2 separate regions of the Homo sapiens genome follow, and region 2 is linked to region 1. The links are chromatin contacts, found by Hi-C in ENCODE. All regions are on one chromosome and are shown on one strand. The core of a region is the stretch at or near the end of the contact, and the rest is flanking DNA. Distances in the headings are between cores, read along the strand shown. Region 1 holds the start of FBXO31 (F-box protein 31). Region 2 overlaps BANP (BTG3 associated nuclear protein).

The links. A loop is a pair of places that touch in the nucleus more often than their neighbours do. Pooled maps may share reads with other maps.
Region 2: a loop to region 1 is called in a pooled map, with 7 times the contacts of the local background. The contact joins the enhancer-like site here to the promoter of FBXO31 in region 1. A Hi-C loop is called at or near these places in 3 of 37 single-sample maps with no recorded cell type and 5 of 50 pooled maps.

What each region holds. Positions count from the first base shown.
Region 1 is chr16:87,382,356-87,385,306 of GRCh38, forward strand. It overlaps FBXO31 (F-box protein 31), which reads right to left and starts at 1,421. Exons shown (of 9, transcript NM_024735.5): 1 at 1,050-1,421. The coding sequence starts at 1,389. It overlaps TRM-CAT6-1 (tRNA-Met (anticodon CAT) 6-1), which reads right to left and starts at 1,739; the gene lies at 1,667-1,739. LOC124903747 (a long non-coding RNA gene) reads left to right here and starts at 1,578. Exons shown (of 2, transcript XR_007065168.1): 1 at 1,578-1,841. RefSeq lists silencers at 777-1,016, 1,157-1,816 and enhancers at 1,224-1,877, 1,878-2,529.
Region 2 is chr16:88,045,327-88,048,277 of GRCh38, forward strand. All of the region lies in intron 11 of BANP (BTG3 associated nuclear protein), which reads left to right. Among named protein-coding and RNA genes, the nearest start is that of BANP, 95 kb to the left of the region's middle. RefSeq lists an enhancer at 1-68. Within about 2 kb of position 1,418, at least 3 of the 41 ENCODE cell types and tissues checked have a DNase peak (open chromatin) inside an H3K27ac peak, as active enhancers do.

The sequences.
Region 1 (2,951 bases), core at 171-2,670:
TATTTACTTTGTTCCTTTTGCTGTTCTGCATCGCTTGGATGTTTTCTAACCTGTCCTTTTTACCTAAATATGAGCTGCTTGAACATCAAAGAGCTGTCAACCTTTAAACAGAGAGAGCCTTGAACTCCAGATTAAATAAACATCTCCTCCTGTGATCTGTTACATCCAATATTGCTGAAGGCAAAAGTCCAGCCCGCACCGCTGTGATCCATCCGTCTCTCTACGCCCCCACCATCAGGAGCCCCCGACACTGGGCTTCCCCTACTCCCGTAATTTTTTTTGTTGCTGTTGTTTGAGACCAAGTCGCACTCTGTCGCCTAGGGTGGAGTGCAATGGCCCAGATGTTGGCTCAGTGCAACCTCCGCCTCCCGGGTTCAAGCCATTCTTCTGCCTCACCCTCCCGAGTAGCTGGGATTACAGGCGCCCGCTACCACGCCCGGCTAATTTTTGTATTTTTGTAAGTAGAGACGGGGTTTTACCATCTTCACCAGGCTGGTCTCGAACTCCTGACCTCAGGTGACCCGCCCGCCTCGGCCTCCCTAAGTGCTGAGATTACAGGCGTGAAACCGCGCCCGGCCTGCTCCCATTTCTTCAAGTTCACCTCGTCTCTGGTCAGGGCCAGCGGGGCACCCTCGGCTCGCCTTCAAGACAGGGGCAGAGGAGGCGGCCCCCAGGCGTCAGCTTAGGCCCCGCGCAGACCTCGAGGGATCCCAGCCCCAGCTCCCGGCACGGCCTCGGCCCCGTGGTGTCCCGTGCCCCGCGTCAGGGCCTCTTCGATGCCTCCCTGACGCCCTCAACCCCTCCCTACCCCGTCTGCCTCTCTTGGACCCCTCGGACCCTCCCTAACCGCCTCAAATACCTCCCTGGCCCCCTCAACGTGGTGTCACCGCGGCCGCTCCCCACCCACACCCAAAACACCACATCGCCGGGCCCCGCGCCCAACTGGTGGCCCCCGGCCGGGGCCACCGCCCCCGCCACTCCCAGCTCCGAGGCCTCCACCTGGCAGGGACCCCCCGCCCCTCCCGGCCCCGCCACCCCCGCGCGCTCACCCTCACGGCAACGCCTCCTCCAGATGGTGTCGGTGTGGAGGATGCGCCGGAACTTCGTGCAGACCTGGGCCAAGCTGGGTAGGTCCGTGCCCGGCAGCGACGCGAAGATCTCCACCAGCAGCTCGGGCGGCAGCTCCAGCAGCGAGCAGCGCGGGGGCGGCGGCGAGGGGCCCGCGCACAAGCCGCCCCCGACCCCGGCGCTAGCCTCGATGCGCTCCTCCTCGGGGTCTGTGTCCGGCTCGCTGTCGGCCGCCGCCGTCTCGGCCGGGCCCCGGCGCTGCTGGCGGCGCCGACATCCGCGCGACGGGCCCACGCCGCAAAGGCGAGCACACACCGCCATGCCGCCCAGTGACGGCCACTGCTGCCGCCTGTGCGCACGCTCCAGCGCGGCCCCGCCCCGCCAGCGCCGAGCCACGCCCCCGCCGCAGAGCTCGCCACGCCCCCTGGAGAGCCTAGCCCCGCCCCTACGTAGAGCTCCGCCCCGGCCGCGCCACCCCCTCCCCGCGGGGCGGCGACCTCAGAGACCCCGCACTGCTGCCCTCCCCTCCAGCGTGAGGGCGCCGCCCGTGACGGGCATGAGAAAAGAAAGTGGTGATGCCGAGTGCAAAACGTTAGACTGCCCCGTGTGAGGCTCGAACTCACGACCTTCAGATTATGAGACTGACGCGCTGCCTACTGCGCTAACGAGGCTGCTCGGCGACCACTTCGCGCCGCGGCTTTTGTGGAGATAGGGGTCGCCCCTCGCGCCCGTGCGTCCCGCTTCCGGCGCCCGAAACTGTGCCGCGCCGGCCGGTGAGTAGAAAGATGCGCCTTACAGCCTCCAAATACAGAGGCAGCAGCCAGAACCCCAAAGGGCGCCTAGAAGCCCTTTTGTCCATTGAAACAACGCGCGTTCCATCGTCTCCGCCTTATGGTAACCAAAAGGCCCGAGCTGCGGAGCTCTGCAGGGACCTTCGGGGATCCCGAGCTCCCTGCGGAAGCCCCGGGGAGGGCTTGGAGGGGCGGCGGCCGGCGCGGCCCAAGAGATCCGGGGATGCGCGCCCGGTCTGGAAAGGGAGGCCCTGCCATGCGGCGCCGCCCAAAGGGCGCCTGTTCCTGCAGCTGCTGGGAGCCGCGCACGCCTGCTCCAGCTGGGCTCCGCCGAGGCCGCTGAGCGGGGTCGTCTCCCAGGTCCGCGGGTGGTGACCGCGAAGGCGTCCTCTCACCTGAGCAGCCGCGCACGTCGCCGTGGGCTCGCCTCGGACCCCATCTCTTGGAGGCCCAGGCGGGAGTATCAATCGAGGCCAGGAGCTCGAGACCGGCCTGGGCAATACAGCGAGACCCTGTCTACAAAACAAAATTTTAGAAAGAGAAGCTGAGACGGGAGGATCGCTTGATCCCAGGAGGCCGAGGCTGTAGTGACCCGTGATGGTGCCACTGCACTTCAGCCTGGGCAACACAGCGTGACCCTGTCTCCAAAACAAACAAAAAACAAAAATAGCCACAAATGGCTGGGCGCGGTGGCTCACGTCTGTAATCCCAGCACTTTGGGAGGCGGAGAAGGGTGCATCACCTGAGGTCAGGAGTTTGAGACCCGCCTGACCAACATGGTGAAACCCTGTCTCTTCAAACAAACAAACAAACAAACCACACAGGCCAGGCGCAGTGGCTCACGCCTGTAATTCTAGCACTTTGGGAGGCCGAGGCGGGTAGATCGGTTAAGCCCAGGAGTCGGAGACCAGCCTACCCACATAGTGAGACGCCCCCATCTCTACAAATAATTTAAAAAATTAGGCCGGGCGCGGTGGCTCACGCCTGTAATCCCAGCACTTTGGGAGGCCGAGGCGGGCAGATCATGAGGTCAGGAGATTGAGACCATCCTGGCTAACACGGTGAAACCCCGTCTCTACTAAAAATACAAAA
Region 2 (2,951 bases), core at 168-2,667, 660 kb after region 1:
GCCCCTCTACGCCATCCACAAGCCTCTGACCGAGTTGTCCGTGCGTGCACTTGAGCGTTTCTTGCAGGAGAGGCCGGGGCCAAAGGAACGCTTCAGTTGCAGCTGGGCTGTGCTAAGGGGCCTCAGCAGGAGCAGCCCTTGGGGGCCAGAGCCCAGGCTCTTCCAGCAACAGGAAGGACCTTTCTTCCCTGTGCAGCACCTGTCGAACATAACATGCTGGACTCCCTCGTTCATTCCCGGCAGAGAAGCGCTCCCCTCACTCCCCACAGAGCCCTGCTATGCCGGGCATTCAGACCAGCCAGAGGTGGGGGAGCCTGTGAGTAAAGTGGAGAATTGGAGGTGTGGTGCCACCCTGACCACAGCACCTTTCTTCTCCCTGAGGCCACCTCCTCAAATACTCTTCTTGGCCACAGATGAGGGCCCGGCTGTGGTTGGCAGATCTTTTGGGAGAGAACTGGATGGGTGGGGGGTGGGAGAGTTGCCATGTGTCCCAGTCTCAGGGCGGCCGCTCCCTCAGTGTCTGTCGTCTTGGGATTGGCAGTGTCGCTTCCTCGTACTTCAGTGCCCTCTTCACTGCAGTGGGGTGGCAGCAGCACCTGCTCAGGAAGTTGGTGGGCTTCGCTGGGCGCACACGGCCCACCTGGCACTCACCAGCCTCCGGGCTGCCCTTGGCAGGTGCCGTCCACACTCCAGCACTCAGGGAGGGGCGGTGCACATCCTCAAAAACTGACCACACTGGCACTGGTGCCCAGGTGGTGAGTAGGCGGGCTGTGGTCTGCAGACAGAAGCTTTACCCTGTGCACATACGAGGAGTAACTCATTTGAGTGACGTCACTGGACTGCGGCCCTTAGAGCCTCCTGACGCGGAGGTGGGCCTTTCACTTCTGCCTTTTGCATGTGTGAATGTGTGTGTGTGTGTGATTTTAGAGATACTGTTTTAAAACTGCGTACTCAAAGCATTAGTTAATTAACTAGGAAGTATCGTCTTGTGAAAATGATGACCAGGACGGAACCTTTTAAAGCAGGTCATCTGAACCTCATCGCTGTAAAGCAATCTGACTACAAAGTTCATTCTTTCACGTGAATTAAACGGTTTGGTAAAGAAATACTCAGCATAACGTGGACGTGCTCTAGTGATCTTAGGGAGCTGTGAGCTCGTGCAGTCTTGGGTGGGAGTTGGCATTGTTTATGTTCTTTTTTTAATTTTTTAAAAATGTTTTTAATTTTTATTTTTTTTGACACGGAGTCTTGCTCTGTTGCCCAGGCTGGAGTGCAGTGATGCCATCTTGGCTCACTGCAACCTCCGTCTCCCAGGTTCAGGCGATTCTCCTGCCTCAGCCTCCTGAGTCGCTGGGATTATATAGGCACCCGCCACCGCACCCGGCTAATTTTTGTATTTTTAGTAGACACGGGGTTTCACCGTGTTGTGTTTGTGTTCTTTAAAATCCATATCATGTTGGCCGGGCACGGTGCTTCACGCCTGTAATCCCAGCACTTTAGGAGGCCGAGGCGGGCAGATCACGAAGTCAGGAGATCGAGACCGTCCTGGCTAACACGGTGAAACCCCGTCTCTACTAAAAATACAAAAAATTAGCCGGACGTGGGGGTGGGCGCCTGTACTCCCAGCTACTCGGGAGGCTGAGGCAAGAGAATGGTGTGGACCCGGGAGGTGGAGCTTGCAGTGAGCCAAGATTGCGCCATTGCATTCCAGCCTGGGCGACATAGCGAGACTCCGTCTCAAAAAAGAAAAAAAAAAATCCTTATCATGTGAACGTGTTTTGGTGATCTTAGGGAGCCATGAACTCGTGCGGTCCTGGGTGGGAGGTGGCATTGTTTGTGTTGTTTAAAATCCCAAGCCAGAGCTCCCGGGGCTGCCAGGAGTTTGGGCTTGATGCGGGTCACGTAACGCAGGACACCAGGGTGGGGAAGGGCCCAAAGTAAGATACCACCAGGGTGGGGAAGGGCCAAGAATGCTTGCCCCAGTTCCTTGGCGAAAACTGCCAGTTTCTCCCCACATCTCCGTTAGGTAGTGAGAGTGTCAGTCAAGGCAGTATTTTCATGCACGTCAGTGAATGGGCCTTGCTCCTTCCCCCAAACCAGGAAGCTGAGTTTGGCCCCCTGCTTGGGTGTGCATCAGTCAGGCTTGGTAGAATGGAACAGGGTGCATGTTTGTTCTTTCAGCCCTCATTGGAGCTCAAAGATCAGTGCCCATGGGTGTGAGCTGGGATGGCTGTAGGTGGCATCCTTATTCAAATCCAGACTCCTCCTGAACATGTCCAGAAGGGCAGTAATTCAGGGCGCCGGGCCTCACTGGAGTCTGATGTTCTTAGTGGGAACAGCCCTAGTGTACTCCTAATAGTCACCCAGAACAGCTGTTCTCCCCACAGAGCACAGAGCACTCCTGCAGACCACGTTCAGGTCCTCAGAGGATTTAAAATACCAGTGAGCTAGGAATGTGGTACATAGTGAACTCCTTCCTATGTTTGGTGTACTTGGCAGTAATGCACCCAAATGTTGGGTTTGACTGTGCTTTCTTTTTACACTGCTATGACTATGTCCTGTCACTTAAACATTTTGAAGATTCTATCTGAATTTAACCCTGATTAGCAGGGTCCGCAAGGGCTTGGCCGAAGCAAACACTGGGACTTAGGGGGCTGTCCCCTGGGGAGGGCAGGAAAGCTGATGGGTGATGGGACGTGCAGGGCCGGCTCAAAGAGCACCAAGGCCTGCTGGGCCCTCTGACTTGTGTGGCTTCCGCAGCTGGCCGTGACTTTGTCATACCAGTTTTTCAATTTGGACACTGAAATATGAGTAGAATTTTGGTATATCATATAGGGGATAGTCACTTACCAGAGTTTAAAATAGCAAGAGGTACATTTGCTATGGTTCTGATTAATTTGATGTGATTGAAGACTTAGCCAACTAAAAATAATTTTCCGGAAGCATCTAAT